Regions from separate parts of the Homo sapiens genome. Here region 2 is linked to region 1. A link is a loop called in an ENCODE intact Hi-C map of the cell type or tissue named here. Cell type or tissue: psoas muscle. All regions are shown on one strand. Links, peaks and the distances in the headings refer to the core of each region. The heading gives the core; the rest is flanking DNA.

The links. Hi-C counts contacts between places; a loop is a spot of excess contacts. Peaks named below come from ENCODE experiments on the same cell type or tissue, not always from the same donor. Only the 100,000 strongest peaks of a DNase experiment are listed, where the experiment ranks them.
Region 2: it touches region 1 in a loop (1.8-fold over the local background); 1 of 110 quality-filtered maps calls a loop at or near these places.

What each region holds. Positions count from the first base shown.
Region 1 is chr22:39,085,701-39,092,845 of GRCh38, forward strand. LOC101927202 (a long non-coding RNA gene) reads left to right here and starts at 5,362. Exons shown (of 2, transcript XR_938259.3): 1 at 5,362-6,096; 2 at 6,308-7,145. It overlaps APOBEC3G (apolipoprotein B mRNA editing enzyme catalytic subunit 3G), which reads left to right. Exons shown (of 8, transcript NM_021822.4): 6 at 579-867; 7 at 1,311-1,426; 8 at 1,707-2,043. The coding sequence ends at 1,721. RefSeq lists enhancers at 2,041-2,850, 2,851-3,659. In psoas muscle, for the core only: no CTCF peak of the experiment used is centred there; DNase peaks (open chromatin) are centred at 4,961 and 5,291; H3K27me3 peaks cover 1,456 bases.
Region 2 is chr22:38,952,630-38,961,021 of GRCh38, forward strand. APOBEC3A (apolipoprotein B mRNA editing enzyme catalytic subunit 3A) reads left to right here and starts at 4,980. Exons shown (of 5, transcript NM_145699.4): 1 at 4,980-5,091; 2 at 6,913-7,057. The coding sequence starts at 5,063. RefSeq lists an enhancer at 1,693-2,572. In psoas muscle, for the core only: no CTCF peak of the experiment used is centred there; a DNase peak (open chromatin) is centred at 4,862.

The DNA.
Region 1 (7,145 bases), core at 3,018-7,017:
ATATGGTGAAACCCCGTCTCTACTGAAAATACAAAGATTAGCCAGGCGTGGTGGTGCATGCCTGCAGTCCCAGTTACTGGGGAGGCTGAGACACCAGAATCGCTTGAACCCGGGAGGTGGAGGTTGCAGTGAGCCAAGATGGCGCCACTGCACTCCAGCCTGAGTGACAGAACCAGACTCTGTCTCAAAGAAAAGAAAGGAAAAGAAAAGAAAAGTCATCTTGATAACTGGGGTTTGGTGCCCCCGTCTAATTTTGTGCTGGAGGCTGCCCCGCACCCACCCTGATCCAGGCTGTCCCTCCTGACTCACTAAAAATTCCCTCGGCCGGGCGCTGTGGCTCATGCCTGTAATCCCAGCACTTTGGGAGGCTGAGGAGGGCAGATCACCTGAGGTTGGGAGTTTGAGACCAGCCTGAACCACATGGAGAAACCCCTTTTCTACTAGAAATACAAAATTAGCCTGGTGTGGTGGTGCATGCCTGTAATCCTAGCTACTTGTACACTCCAGCCTGGGCAACAAGAGTGAAACTCTGTCTCAAAAAAAAAAAAGATTACCTCATGGCTTGCTTTCTTTTCTAGGCTCCACATAAACACGGTTTCCTTGAAGGCCGCCATGCAGAGCTGTGCTTCCTGGACGTGATTCCCTTTTGGAAGCTGGACCTGGACCAGGACTACAGGGTTACCTGCTTCACCTCCTGGAGCCCCTGCTTCAGCTGTGCCCAGGAAATGGCTAAATTCATTTCAAAAAACAAACACGTGAGCCTGTGCATCTTCACTGCCCGCATCTATGATGATCAAGGAAGATGTCAGGAGGGGCTGCGCACCCTGGCCGAGGCTGGGGCCAAAATTTCAATAATGACATACAGTGGTGAGAATGGAAGCCTGGAGTAGGATGGGGTCAGCCAGGGCAGGAGAGGGCCCCGGGAAGTTACTAGAAAGTGGGGAGGGTCGGCATCCCTGTGGGAAAGGCCTTGATCCTCTGCCTGCAGAGGCGATGGCTGCACTCTGGACCTGACTTTGGGGTCGACGGGAAGAGAGAGGCCAGGCCAGGAGATGTGGACCTGGGGAGGGCGGGGAGGGTGGCTGGAAGTGGAAGCAGAACTTGGGGCTTCCAGAAAAAATGAGAACTGGGCTGGCCCAGATTCCAATAGGAAAGAAGTGCCTGATGAAGGAGCTAAGTCCCTAGGGGAGGGAGAGGGAAAGGAGGGACTGAAACCAGGATGTGGGAAGTCTGTCTTGAGAGTCATGGGCCTTTGGTGCCACCACGATCCCACAGCGGGAGTGTGACTTATCTCCCCTGTCCCTTTTCAGAATTTAAGCACTGCTGGGACACCTTTGTGGACCACCAGGGATGTCCCTTCCAGCCCTGGGATGGACTAGATGAGCACAGCCAAGACCTGAGTGGGAGGCTGCGGGCCATTCTCCAGGTGAGGGCTTCTTCCCTCTGCCCAGTGCCCCATCGGCCTCCCCCTCCTCCCCTCTCCCCTGCGCCGTGCCTTCCCCTCTGCTCAGAGCCTCCTCTGGGTTCCCTGCTCCCCCAGGGCACCTGTCTCTGTCCCTCCCTTTCCTTCTCACAGCCTCCCTTTCTCTCCCACCTCCCACATCCCTCCCTCCTCTCCGATCATTGTCACTGTCCCCAGGCCTCCACCATATGCCTACTTTCCACTCGCTCACCCTTTGCTCCATTCAACCTCCCTGCTCTTCCAGAATCAGGAAAACTGAAGGATGGGCCTCAGTCTCTAAGGAAGGCAGAGACCTGGGTTGAGCCTCAGAATAAAAGATCTTCTTCCAAGAAATGCAAACAGGCTGTTCACCACCATCTCCAGCTGATCACAGACACCAGCAAAGCAATGCACTCCTGACCAAGTAGATTCTTTTAAAAATTAGAGTGCATTACTTTGAATCAAAAATTTATTTATATTTCAAGAATAAAGTACTAAGATTGTGCTCAATACACAGAAAAGTTTCAAACCTACTAATCCAGCGACAATTTGAATCGGTTTTGTAGGTAGAGGAATAAAATGAAATACTAAATCTTTCTGTATATGTTTCCCTGTGTGATTGTATCATGAATTGCAAGTGTTTCCATAAACACTAGCAAATGTGTAGATGTCTTTCCTTGTGTAGCGGACCTGTAGCCGGGAAAGGTCACACGACATCCCTCTGGAGCCAGAAAACTCAGCTAAACCTCACAGGAGAGGAACCTAAATGCAGACCCCACCCTCACTCACAGAGCCCCGCCCACTCTCACTCACAGAGCCCTGGGCGCTGATTGGAAGGGACAGGCCCAGCAGTAAGAGGACAGCCAGCAGCCAGTCTCCCTGTTGGAAAGGAACCACACACGTGCAGTCAGGGGCCCTCGGGAGCAGCCCTGTGTCCACCCCTTCCTGAGTCCACCTCCTAGAGAGGGAGCCCAGGGAAGGCCATGGCTGAGACCCAGGACAGGCCCAGTCAGGGGAAGGAGCCCAGGGAGCGGGCAGGTGTCCAGGCTGGGCCCAGAGAGAGGGCTGGGAAGAGGAGCAGCCCAGGAGGCAGAGCCCAGCCACAGAGGGGAGGGGAGCTGAGTCCCAGGGACAGGAGGCTCCAGAGGCAGAGACGGAGCCCAGGGCTAGGGCGGCAGGTGTCAGGGCTGTGGCTTCAGCTTGGTGTCTGTCCCGGGTGTTCTGCATTGGTTCCCGACTCTGGGATGTGTTATTTATGTGCCTGATTACAGCAGGTGGCTCCCACCTCACGATTTCTGGAAAGTCCTCAGAAGCTGCGTATAAGACCAAGAAGGGGCCTCACACGCAGCTGCTCCTGGGCAGAAACGACTCACTGTTTCCCTGGCCTAGACACACACAACACGCACACACAATACTCGCACTACACACAACACACACACAACACACACAATACTCACACGACACACAATACACACATACAAGACACACAAAAACACACATGCACGTACACAACACACACAACACACGTGCACACACACACACACACACAGTGACAGAGACTTGACAATAAGAAACCTCCTCCAGGTGCCCCAGAGCTCTCCTGGGATGGGAACTGGACACAGCCCCATGACACTGCTGAGACCTGGGCTGGGAACTGAGAGCCTGTGGTCCCTCTGGGCTGTAGGGAGGCGGGCCCCCACAGTGGTGGCAGAGCCGGGACCCCGGACACAGCAGCATGGACTCCAAACCCAAGCGGAACCTCCATTCTGGTCCCAGGCTGCACAGCCCAGCACCTGCCCAGGGTCCCTCTGCCCTGCCTTCTCCCTCAATAGTCTGGACCCCAGCTGCGTGCCTGCCTTGTCCCCCCCTTACAGGGGACCAGGGTGAATCTCAGGTGAAGCCTGCACCTGTGAAGGAGGCCATTCTCCCTGCTCCCATCCCTGCCACCCACATGGGGAACCAGCTCCTTCTTGTCCCCGAGGACTTTTCCTGGGCTCTGGTGGAAACTCCAGCGGGATATGGGGTCTTACATTTTCCCTCAATGTTGCAGAGGCTGAAATGGGGGCGGGGCTGTCACTCCCCAGGAGCTGACCCCTGTCACCTGTGCTTAGAAGTGTCTCCGGGAGGCACAGTGTTTTATCAGTGTTATCTACAAGCATTTTACAGTGTAGTTTGTTTTTTTTGTTGTTGTTTGTTTTTGTTTTTTTTGAGACAGAGTCTCGCTGTGTCACCCAGGCTGGAGTGCAGTGGCGCGATCTCAGCTCACTGAAACCTCTGCCTCGCAAGTTCCAGGATTCTCCTGCCTCCACCTCTCGAGTAGCTAGGATTATAGGTGTGCACCACCACACCCAGCTAATTTTTGTAGTTTTAGTAAAGATGGGGTTTCACCACTTTGGTCCAGGATGGTCTCAAATTCCTGACCTCAAGCGATCTGCCCGCCTGACGTCCCAAAGTGCTTGGATTACAGGCGTTAGCCACCGTGCCCAGCCGTGAGTGCTAGTTTTAGATCGGATCCCAGGCCCCAGGCTGTGTCTGTCATGGGCAATCATGATGAACTTTTGTTGCGCTGTGCTCTGGGAAAAGCTGGACATTTTGCCACCCACTCCACTCCACTCCACGTAGCAAACAAAACAAACCCATCAGGATCCCAGCATGGAGGGCCATGCAGTCTAATGATGGTTGGACAGACTGGCAGAGGCAGCCCCGAGCTGTTCCTGGGTAAGACCAAGGGAATAAGACCATGATTCCGGTCAGTTCTTGGTGAATGTCATCCCCCTACCCCACCCTCAGAACAAATACAGATTTTCAAAATCTACCACTTTTTTCTTTCAAATTTTCTACCCATGGAAGAATGAATGACCATCCGGAGACAGCAGGGAAGGTTATTGCTTAATCAAGATGCTGGTGTGTTTCAGGGAGCTGGCCAGGGTGGAGTAGGCTTGTGGCCACGTTCCCTGGGTGGGAAGACTGAGATGGAGGTGGGCGTGGTCCAGGGACTGTCAGGAGCAGGGCTGGGGGAGACGACCTGGCACAGGGCCGTGCCTGCACACAGAGCAACAACGCCCACCATCAGGTCTGCCCTGTGCCAATCAGAAAATTCTGGACAGAGACTGTGACCCTCTGTGTCACTCTGGGGCAGGGGGTAATGGTTCCACACACTTCTATGGGGACCTGGAGAGTGGAGACCAGAGCACTGGTGGGCAGGCAGGCGAGCCTGGGTCTAAGAGCCCACTGTGCCTGCCACTGTCCCGTACCTCGGCACGTCACCTCCCCTGAAACCTCTCTTTACTCATCTGTAAAGTGGGGGCAATTATACCTCCCTCTCAACTGTGCACTTGGAGGGCAGTGAGGGCTGGATTTGGGACAGACCTGGTACGCACCAGGCGTTGGGCAAGTCTGAGTCTCCTCCTCTCCCTGAGTCAAGCTGCCTGACGTGATGGCAGTCTTCCTGCCCACAAGTTCTGGTCCAGCCCCTCCACCCAGGAAGCCCTCGGGGAGGTGATGCCACCGGCAGCGCTGTGGTTTTGGCACCCACAGGCATAGGATGGGCTGCCGTGGAAGGTGCCTGCTGTCCCTCAGGGTCTGTACCTCAGCCACCCTCCAGGGTGGGGCCCTATCCTCCTCCCACTGCCTTCTCCGGCCCTCACCACCCCGGGCAGGCACTGCTTCCCAGAGAGCCACCCGGGTCAGGAGTAAAGTGGCCTCTGTGGTCAAAGTCTGAAAAAGTTGCCCCCACACCTGCCTAACGGTGCACAGGGCTTTCTGGGGGGGTAGGGAGGAGGCAGGCAAGACTCTGGCACCTTTTCTGAGTCACATCCCTTCTACCGGGGCCCTGAGCCTGCAGGACGGAAGGATGTGGCCTTGCCTGTCAGAGGGTTCTGAGAACACGGAAGGCTCCTGAGTCCTCGAAGGGCATCCTCAGTGGGAGAGTGGCCCTGAGCAGAGAGGAGCGTAAGGGGCAAGGCACACCCCTTGAGAGGTCGGTGTCAGCAGCAAGCCCGTTTGCCTGTAGACATCTGTCTCCACTCTTTATTTATACATATTTTTTGAGTAAGGGTCTCACCCTGTCACCCAGGCTGGAGTGCAGTGGCAAGATCACAGCTTGCTGCAGACTCAATCTCCCGGGCTTAACCAATCCTCCCACTTCAGCCTCCCAAGTAGCTGAGACTTCAGGCGTGCGTCACCACACCCAGCTAATTTCCGTGTGTGTGTGTGTGTGTGTGTGTGTGTGTTTGTGTTTAGTAGGGATGGGGTTTTTCCATGTTGCCCCAGCTGGTCTTGAACTTCTAGGCTCAGGCAATCCTCCTGCCTCAGCCTCCCGAGGTGCTGGGATCACAGGTGTGAGCCGCCACTGGCAGGCATCTCCTCAACTTGACATTGCAGTGAGAAAGGGCAAAAGTAGCCGGTCTCACAGAGCAGACATGTGCTTCCCGTCCTGACCTGCAACGTGCTGCCTCCTTACAAGTGCTACCAGATCACCTGGTTCATATCCCGGAGCCCCAGCCCGGACCATGTGGTAAAAGTGGCCGAGTACAACAAAGTGAAGCTGAGCATCTTCATTGCCCGCCTCTATCACGACTGTGACCCGGGATTCCAGCACGGGCTTCGCAGACTGCAGGACACAGAGGCACGCGTGCACATCATGTCTTCTAAGGGTGAGAGGTTGGGGCCTGAGGGGTGTGTGTGGGGGAGGGACAGCATGAGGGGCAGGGGAGTCTGGGATGCCATTGGGACGATGTCCCAGGAGAGCCTGCAGGGACTGAGCCAGCACTGACAGCCAGGAGATCACACCTAGGAGGGGCAGGCCCAGGGTCAGGGGAGAGAGGTCTGCCGGGCCTGACTTCTTTCTCCCCTCTTTTATCTCAGAATTTGAACACTGTTGAGAAGACTGTGTACAAGAGAGATGTGCCATGTCAGCCTTGCAAGGGACAGCGTGAAAACTACCCATCTCCGGTCACCAAGTTGCAGGGTAGCCTCACAGCTGATGCCCTCGCTCCTCTCGGCTCCTGCTCAGCCTCCTGATGCCTTCCCTCTGTCCTGGATCAGATTCACCCCTGCCTGGGCCTTCTGAGCTGCTCCTGCCCTGAGTACCACCCCTCAGTGCCCCCCACCTCACTGCCTCTTCCCCACTTTCCTGACCCTGCCTGTGAGAGGCTGCTTTCTGCCTCCATAGCAACCTCTATCCACCCCCCAGTCTCCTTCCTCCCATCCTGGGGGCCCCTAGCCTGGCTCCTTCCATCTCCTCATCATACCTAAATCTTGTCATTGAACTGATATAAATAGGTAGTAGAAATATACATAAGTGTGAAAGTTAAGTTTTGAGAAACACCTTTTGTAAAAAACCGATGGTAAGTATTGGGTCATTCTTGTCACACCCAACTCAAACAGAGGCCAGGAGCCAGGAGGGGAAACCACTCAGTTTGCAAAACGTCGCTTCCACAAGCCTGATGGCTGAAACTGCTCACTGTACCCTGAAACCAGCTTTACCTACAGCTTCTGAGATAAACTGCTGCAACTCTGGGACCCACGATGCCTATCACAGTGGCTCATCAATGGAACCTGCCGGCTCCCAACCCTTCCTAGGGCCCATGAACTCTCTGAAAAGAGGAACAGAAATATTTCTCCTTTTTGTAAAATCTTTAACCTTCCCTTTGTTCTTCATGTACACGCTGAACTGCAATTCTTCTTCCCAAATAAAACATTA
Region 2 (8,392 bases), core at 3,216-7,215, 130 kb before region 1:
CATGCGTATTTATCTACATATGCAAGAGGATAGGAAGAAATACAGGAAAACACTTTTGTAATCTTGTGGTTGAGAAAGCTGGCATAAACAAGGCACACAATGCCAGACACTATGGCCTTCAGGCCTCCCTGCCACGGGGATGCTGCCTTTTCTGCTCCGGGTGTTTCCACGAGGCAGGCATGGAATCTTCCCTGGACAAGCGACATACCGTGGAGAGACAGGTAAGAATTTCTACACATAGGAAGGGTGGAGCAGCCATGGTCTTAGATGTGAGCCCAAGGGAAGACAGCCTGATATATTTTACTGGGCCATATTTGAAATTTCTGCACAGCGGAAGACACCATACAGTAAACACAGGAGCCTGCGAGAGAACCTCTGCCGAGCACCAGTGAACGGCCAAGTGACACGAGTGACACCATGAGCTTGGTGCCCTCTCCATCCCAAGCCAGAGGCGGAAGCCAGGCCCTTCCTCCCAGCCCAGACTCCTACATCCCAAACTTGAGCCATGGCACACATGCTGGGCACTTACTCTGTGCATAGCAGAGGGAGCTGAGCTGCATCCAGAAACAGACCTAGGAGCTCACAGACCCAAGGCCTGGGTCTCCACCCCTGGAAGAGGGTGGTGCCGAGAGCAGGGCCCCCGGCTGTCACTGGCCCGGAGCTCACCGTGCAGGGGCAGCCCAGGCCCTCCGGGGATGGCACTGGGGTGTCGGAGGCCAAGGAGCAGAAACAGCTGTGGATGCTTCCCTCGGAGGACTGGGTGGGGCCGGGACCACCAGGACCTGCCCACCACCTTCTCTATGGGGCATCTGGCTGTGTCTGGGAGTATCTTGTGGAAGGGTCCTTTTTACCATGTGGGATCGGTGGTCCAGACTTGTCTGGGAGCCAAGGATACCAGGCATGTCAAGTAGGCTCTTCCAGAAGGTTTTCCCTCCTGGGATGTCTGTGTCTCTGCCCCTCTCCTGCTGCCTGCATCAGGAAGGGAGGGAGCAGATGGGCTGGTGAAGTGAGCAATGTCAGTCACATGCATGGACTGTCCAGGGCTCATTCTGTGCTGAGGGTCCTCCCGTGAATACGTGGCTCACCAGCGTCCCACCCCATAGAGAAGGTGGGGGGCTGGCCCTGGCAGCCAGGGCTGGAGTGGGAGGAGGTTGACCAGGAGCATGGGGGTGAGGGAGAAAGAGAGAGGGACCCCACTGTGCTGCCCTAGCACAAGGGACACTGGTCTTCCTGATTCCTGGCCTTCCACGAGGTGGGACGCCCCTCCTTCTCTGGGCTCCTTCTCTGCCCCGCGGGGTGGTGGATGCAGTAGGGACCTTCCACCTCAGGACCTCAGGAGCCGCATATGTGGTACACAGTGGGCCTCCTCGACAGCTGCTCATGAGCAAACAGGCCCAACTCCTTCTGGTGGCAAAGACACAGACACACACAGACACATAAGCACACACAGACAGTGACAGGACAGAAAGGAACCTTCCCCGGGGTTTCCCAGACACACCCAGATGTCTACCTCAGCTCTGCCCCAAGTCAGAGGATTGCAGCAATTCTTACCGTGAAGAGTGCTGGGGAAACCACGTCATCAACCCCGATCCTCTCGTTTTCATTTCTGGGTTCTGACAACAGCCCCAGCTCCACCCCTTGAAACAAGTGACCGAAAAATGGACAACATGTAGTCACTCTGGGCAAAGAGGCCACCCCAGTGGGGGTATGGGGGACAGAGGGCCCCACCCTGGGAGGACAGCACTGTCCCCTGTCCAAGGGCAGGTGCAGCCACCTCCTCCACCTCCCTATTCCCCCCACCCTTTGTCCCCCCCGCCCCCCCGAGCTTGGCCCCTTTGCTTGGAGAGATCCTTTGGTTTTTTCGATCACTTGCTTCTAGGCTGAGGAGGGCGGGGCTGTTGTCAGAGCCCAGAATCAAAGCCAGAGGAGCAGGTGGACGCTGAGACTGTCCCCTCACCCTGCTCCACGGGCAATGTTGAAGTGGGCATCTGGGTGTGTCTGGGGTATCCCAAGGAAGGGTCCTTTTCGTCATGTCACTCTGTTGGGGGCGGGGCACAGGAGCAGGGAGCCCTTTCTCTCCCGAGCTCCTCAGACTCCCAGCTTCCCTGGGTCTCATCTCAGAGCTTTGCCTATGACCTGGGAGCCCTGTGGGTCCAGGGGAGGGGACTGGACGCAGCCCCATGACAATGCTCAGACCTGGGCTAGGAACTGGAAGCCTGTGGTTCCTCTGGGCTGTAGGGGTTGGGGCCCCACAGTGATGGCAGAGCCAGGACCTCATACACAGCAGCATGGACTCCAGACCCGAGCGGGACCTCCGTTCTGGTCCCAGGGTGACCTGGGCTGAGTGGCCCAGCAATCAGGGACCACTTCAGGGTCCCTCTGCACTGGTCTGTCCCTCTCACCCAGTCTGGACCCCTGTGGGGCACTTGCCCTGTCCCCAGTTTTCCTTACAGGGGACCTGGGCAAAGCCCAGGGAAGCTTGCACCTGTTAAGGAGGCCATTCTCCTGCCTCCCCCTTGGGGATCCAGTTTCTTTCTCTCGCCTTGGACCTTCCCCAGGATCCTATGGAAACTCCAGCAAGACCTGGTATTTTATCACATTTTCACAGTTATCGCATTGATTGTTCAGCCAACATTCCAGGGACAGAAATGGGGGAGGGGCTGTCCTTCCCCAGGAAAGGGTGGAATCTCCTTCCGTCTTCCTTACAGTTGGCCTAGGGAAGGTGCACACTCTTAACCACCCCTGGGTTCCCCTGATGCCTTGAAGACCCTGCCTTGCCCTGGCTGCAGGGGGACCAGGAAGGGGCCAGTTGTGTCTGGGACATTCCTGCCGGGAGAGAGTCAGGCCCTAGTGCACAGAAGGATGTGGGTGTGGTCGGTGGGGGCACTGGCAGGGGGTAGGGCACATAAGTCCCTGGGGAGCTCACTCAGAGGTTCCAGGTTGTGGCCCTTATGGAAGTTCCTGGGTCCAGGGGCTAGAGTGAGACTGTTCCCCGCTCATGTCTGGGCTGCAGACGCCCAACCAGTGGCTCCCCCTGTCCACCCTTGGCAAGGGAGGGTCCTGGCCTCCCTCTCTGCTAGTGGGGACCCCCCAACACCCTGTCTTCTCTCCTCTCTGGAGCTCTGCCTGGGTGCATGGCTTGTACAGTGAGTTACTGAGAATTGAACTCTGGACAGTAGCTGGGCCCCACTTTGCTTTAAACATTTTAGTCTGAGGCCTTCTTTGTCATCAGATGAGAAGGTTCACAGATGTGCAGATGTGCTGATAGTCTAACCTGACTGGTTTGTAAAACTAGAAAGAGAAACAGACAATGTGCCTGTTTCTGTGATGGGCCATAAAGTGGATCTTACAGATTTGGAGACATTCTGGAAGATCTGGACCTGTCTGGATCAGAGAGGGGAGGCAGGCATGGGCCAGTCATGAATCCAGTGGGGCTTGGGCCAGCTGGGGCAGCAGGGAGGAGGACGTGCCCAGGGTGGGTGAGCTGGGGAGACCCTGGAACCCAAGGCTGAGGACCCAGAGCCAGGAGATGCAGGAGACGCCCCAGGGATGCTGAACAAAGCGCTGTCCCCTGTTGCAGCTCTCCTGGGTCTCCCCATAGAAAGCTCATGTGGGGGCTGTCCTGACCATGGGTCCAGGGGTGTATTTGCTCCAGGGGCATTTGATGCATTATTGAGCCAGGGGAAAGGCCATCACACTCTGGGCAGCAGGAGCCACCGGGAAGGGTTGGGGAAGGGTTGGATCCTCCCAAAGTTGGTACAAGTGTGGTCTCTGGCCCAGGTGGGCTGTGGGTACTGCGGGGCGTCCAGCTGTGCATGCCTCTGGTGTGAACTGGGAAGGGTGGCCTCTGGTCAGACTCACACAACACACCAAGATGAGCTCACACCAGAACCACCTGAGACTCAAATGGCAGTTGACTGCCCCCAGGGGACATCTTCTTGACTAGAAGAGTCCAACATCTGGAGACAGAATGGGAGGGGTCCTCACGGCAGAGAACAGGGCCTCTTCTAGTCTGTGGCGCCCACCAAAATGGCAGGGACACTGTGCTGAGGTGGGAGGATTGCTGGCCAAAGACAGGGGGGTCTAGTAAGAGCCAGAACAGGGGAGCAGGCAGGACAGGGGACAGCCCCTGGGCCCACAGGGCCAGCACCTTCCAGGGGCAGCTGTGCTGGGTGTAGCAGGTGGACCTGGGAAAGGACGGCGCCAGACCTGCCGCCAGGACTCAGGGGCTCACTTGGGGCAGGAGCACAGTGTCCCTCACATTTCTGCAGGGCCCAGAGGTGGGAGAAAGGGCACAGGGTGGCCCTTCTGACAGGGGGGTGGGGGTGTGTCCCTGCTGGGGACTCTGTTTCCTGGGAGGGCCTGGATCTCTAGGTACCTTTCAGAGCCTTTAGCATCTCCTCTGGGTAATGGGGATGAAAACACTCCTCCCTCTAGTTTACAATTATTAGATACACTGATGCATAGGAGGATGCAGGACCTGCTGGTCTCCCATCTTCACAGCCAGGGAAGAAGATGCAGGACCCTAACAGAGAGCACAGGATGCAGCAGGTGCCAGGGAGCCTGGACCAGGCACATCCTGCACTGGCCACAGGGGAGGACACAGGGGTGGCTGTCCTGGAGCCTGCTCTCTGGACCGCTGAGTGTTATTCAGGGTCTTTCTCCAGGGTGTGGACACCTGTCTTCTCACCTGCCCCCTGGTCTCCTGCCTTCCAGATTCCTGTGGCCCACAGGGAGCAAAGTGTGGCCAGCTCTACATCCCCATTGTCACTCCACAGTGTCTGGTGGTTCAGTGGTCAGAGTGGGCACATCAAAACCAAAGCTTGCCCAGAGGCATGGCAGAGAACTTCCTTGTTCTGACGCTAATGAGGGTGGCACACTCGGCCTGAGCTGGAGAAGGGGTGGGGCAGGGTATCGCTGACTCAGCAGCTTCCAGGTTGCTCTGATGATATATTAAGGCTCCTGAATCCTAAGAGAATGTTGGTGAAGATCTTAACACCACGCCTTGAGCAAGTCGCAAGAGCGGGAGGACACAGACCAGGAACCGAGAAGGGACAAGCACATGGAAGCCAGCCCAGCATCCGGGCCCAGGTATGGGAAGCCCCTCCGAGCACCTCTGCGCCTCAGCCTCCTCTTTGAGCTTTTCTGATGAGCACTCACCTCTCACCCTCAAACCCCTGGGGCCTCTCTTTTCCTCCTGACCCTCTCTCTGGACCTGGCCTCTTGCTCTAGGTTCCCAGTTTTGGTCCCAGCGCTGGTCTCTCCTCCGATGGTACCAATTCCAGGTCTCCTTCCACCTCCCGGGGCAGGTGCACAGGGAGCCTGAAAATCCCAATAGATAATGGTGCTGTGCCCCAGCCAGTGAAGACGGTCAGAGAGGGGATTCTCCTCACTTGTCTTTAAATGAGCATCTACTATTTCTTGCAAATGTTCCATGTATCTGGACTTGGCCTAAGCCCTTTTTATGTTCAGTGTCATCTCGTTCTCCCTAATATTAAGAAAAGGGGGTTGCTTGTAGGACTGCTTGGCTATGAGGAAGCCTTGTTTCCTTTTTTTGAGAACACAGAGCAAGTGAGTGGTAGAGCCCAGATTCATGCCCAGGTCTACTCGAAATGGTGGGGAACATTTTGAACCTTCCTTCCTTCTTTCCTTCCTTCCTTCCTCCTTCCTTCCTTCCTTCCTTCAATTCTCTCTCTCTTTCTTTCTTCTTTCTTTCTCTCTCTCTCTTTCCTTCTTTATTTCTTTTTCTTCTTTCTCTCTCTTCCCTCCCTCCTTCCTTCCCTTCTGTGCTTCCTTCCTTTCTTCCAATATTTCCCTTTCTCTCTTCCTCCCTTCCTTCCTTTCTCTTTCTTTCTTTCCTTCTTTCTTTCTTTTTCTTTCATTCTTTCCTTCTTTCTTTCTTTTACTTCCTTCCTCCCTCCTTCCTTCCTCTCTTTCTTCTTTCCTTTCCTTCCTTTCTTCCTTCCTTCCTCTCTTTCTCCCTTTCTCCCTCCCTTCCTTTCTTTTTTCTTTCTTTTCTTTCTTTCTTCTTTCCTTCTTTCTTTCTTTTCCTTCCTTTCTTTTTTCTTTCTTTCTTTCCTTCTTTTTCTTTTCCTTCCTTCCTCCCTCCCTCCCTTCCTTCCTTCCTCCATCTCTCTTTCTCTTTCTTTCTTTCTTTCTTTCTTTCTTTCCTTCCTTCTTTCTCTTTCCTTCTTTCTTTCTTTCTTTCCTTCCTTCTTTCTCTTTCCTTCTTTCTTTCTTTCTTTTGTGCTGCCTCCCAACAGAGATTTTTCTAATTCTGATTATGTCAGGATGCATAGAGAGGGGCTGGGAGAGGTCTTCAAGGTGGGGCTGGTGTTTCCAGCCCAGGAGTCCTGAGCTGCCCCATCTCAATTGCCTGAGAAGCACATTTGGGAGACCTCAGGGCACCCTAAGGGATGTGGAAAATCCTATGAATTACCCGAAAAGAAGTCCCTGGCAGGTTCCTCTCCCCAGTCATCCCCCTCAGGAGTGTCCCTGTCCCGATGCTCGGTGTGGTAGGAGTTAACCCTGCAGGCAGGAGGAAGCCCCAGAGGGTCCATCTCCAGCAGGGGCTGTGGGTGAGCAGAGCCAGGACAGGGGTGCATGGTGAGGCCACAGAATAAGACCCAGCTCTACCCCAGGGAGAGGAGCAGGGTCCTCCTCGGAGGGCCTGAGCACACTGAGCTGACCCTGGGGAGACCCTGACAAGGCTTAGACAGGCCCCAGGGCTGCAGTGATCTCCCAGTGAGCCATAGAAGGGGTCAGAGGGGGAGGTTTGGAAGTGTGCTAAGGGATGTGCGGAGCAGGGGGAAGGAGGGTGGGGTGCAAGGGAGGAAGTGTGGGGAGGGAGGAGGAGGCAGGGCAGTCCAGGAGGGCTCTTCCTCCTCTGGTCTTTTCCCTGGCTGTCCACAGACACTTGATGGATCCACACATATTCACTTCCAACTTTAACAATGGCATTGGAAGGCATAAGACCTACCTGTGCTACGAAGTGGAGCGCCTGGACAATGGCACCTCGGTCAAGATGGACCAGCACAGGGGCTTTCTACACAACCAGGTGACCGACCCAGCCATCCGAATCCGGGCAGGGCCCTTCCAATCCAGGGACATTCATAGGTAGAAGGTTCCGGATTGTACTTGTGGTTTCCTGCAGTGTTTGTCACTTGTGCTTCCTGCAGCTGCTGCTGCTTGGCCCTGGGGTTGGGGGGAGACTTCGGCTTCAGTGACTATCCATGCCCAGGTGGGGTTGAGTCTGCCCAATGGCAAAGTGCTTCCTGAGGACCCTCCCAGGATCCCCTCACAGACACAGCTCTCACCAGGAACAATTCAGCAATGTGGGATCTGAGGACTCAGGGCCTACCTGACCTCACAAGGCCAGGATGCCCCAGTGCCCTCTCCTGGGCTTCATCCTGCACGGAGAGAGACTGAGGCAGGAGAGGCTGACCAGGGATCCTGTCCTGCCCAGGGTGGAGCCCACAGCAAGGCCAGAACAGGTCCCATGTCAGGATGCAGGGATGTCCAGCATTTGGGGAGGAGCTGGGCCAGGCCAGGCTGAGGGGCCCTGAGCCCGGGGGACTTTCTTCCCTGGCCCCTACCCAGCACAGCCTCTGTCTGGAGAGACCAGGTAATGCTTGGCTCCGGTGCTGGAAACTGGGACCTTCTCTGGGCTCTATGAGCTCAATGTGGGCCTCGCTGGATCCACACACACTGCTTGGAACATCCTTTCAAGGGTGCCAGTCTCCATCACCGCCTAAGCAGTGGGACTCCCCCAGGAACGACCCACAGCCCCTTCTCAGCACAAACCATGTCATCCACTCCACCCTGCATCACTGCTGATGGAGTCCCTCCCTGTCTTTGTCCCCATCACAATCACAGTCCTTGCTGCCCTGCTGTCCCCAACTTGACCGATTCCTAGTCTTAGTGGAAAATCCTTTTCTCTGGAGTTTGGAGTAAATACCATATTTCTATAAGTCAAAATAATGACAATTATACCATGTCACAGGGACCTTCCCACGTTGGAGTGAGTCCTGCTGGTCTTCTCTTCCCCACTACTTTTGGTGGAATTCATTTTGGCCTAAGTCTATATCACATTTGGGCTCAGCACAGGTTGTGGCACAGAATAGAAGCTTCTAGAATTATGGGCCACAGATGGGATGGGAGTAGGGGAGTTGATGAGTAGAGCAGGTCAATCTCCCCTTGAAGGAAGCACACTCACTCAGGGCCATCAGGCCAATGACCTCGGGGCTCCGCCGGCCCCTCCTCCCTGCCCCCATCTCTGTAGCCCCTCCCTGCAGGGCTGGGTCTGGGGTGAGGGTCCTGAAGGCTCTGACCTTGGGTACAAAATTGATGGGGGCTCCAAATGCTCAGTAATTAGAGAAAACACATTTTAATT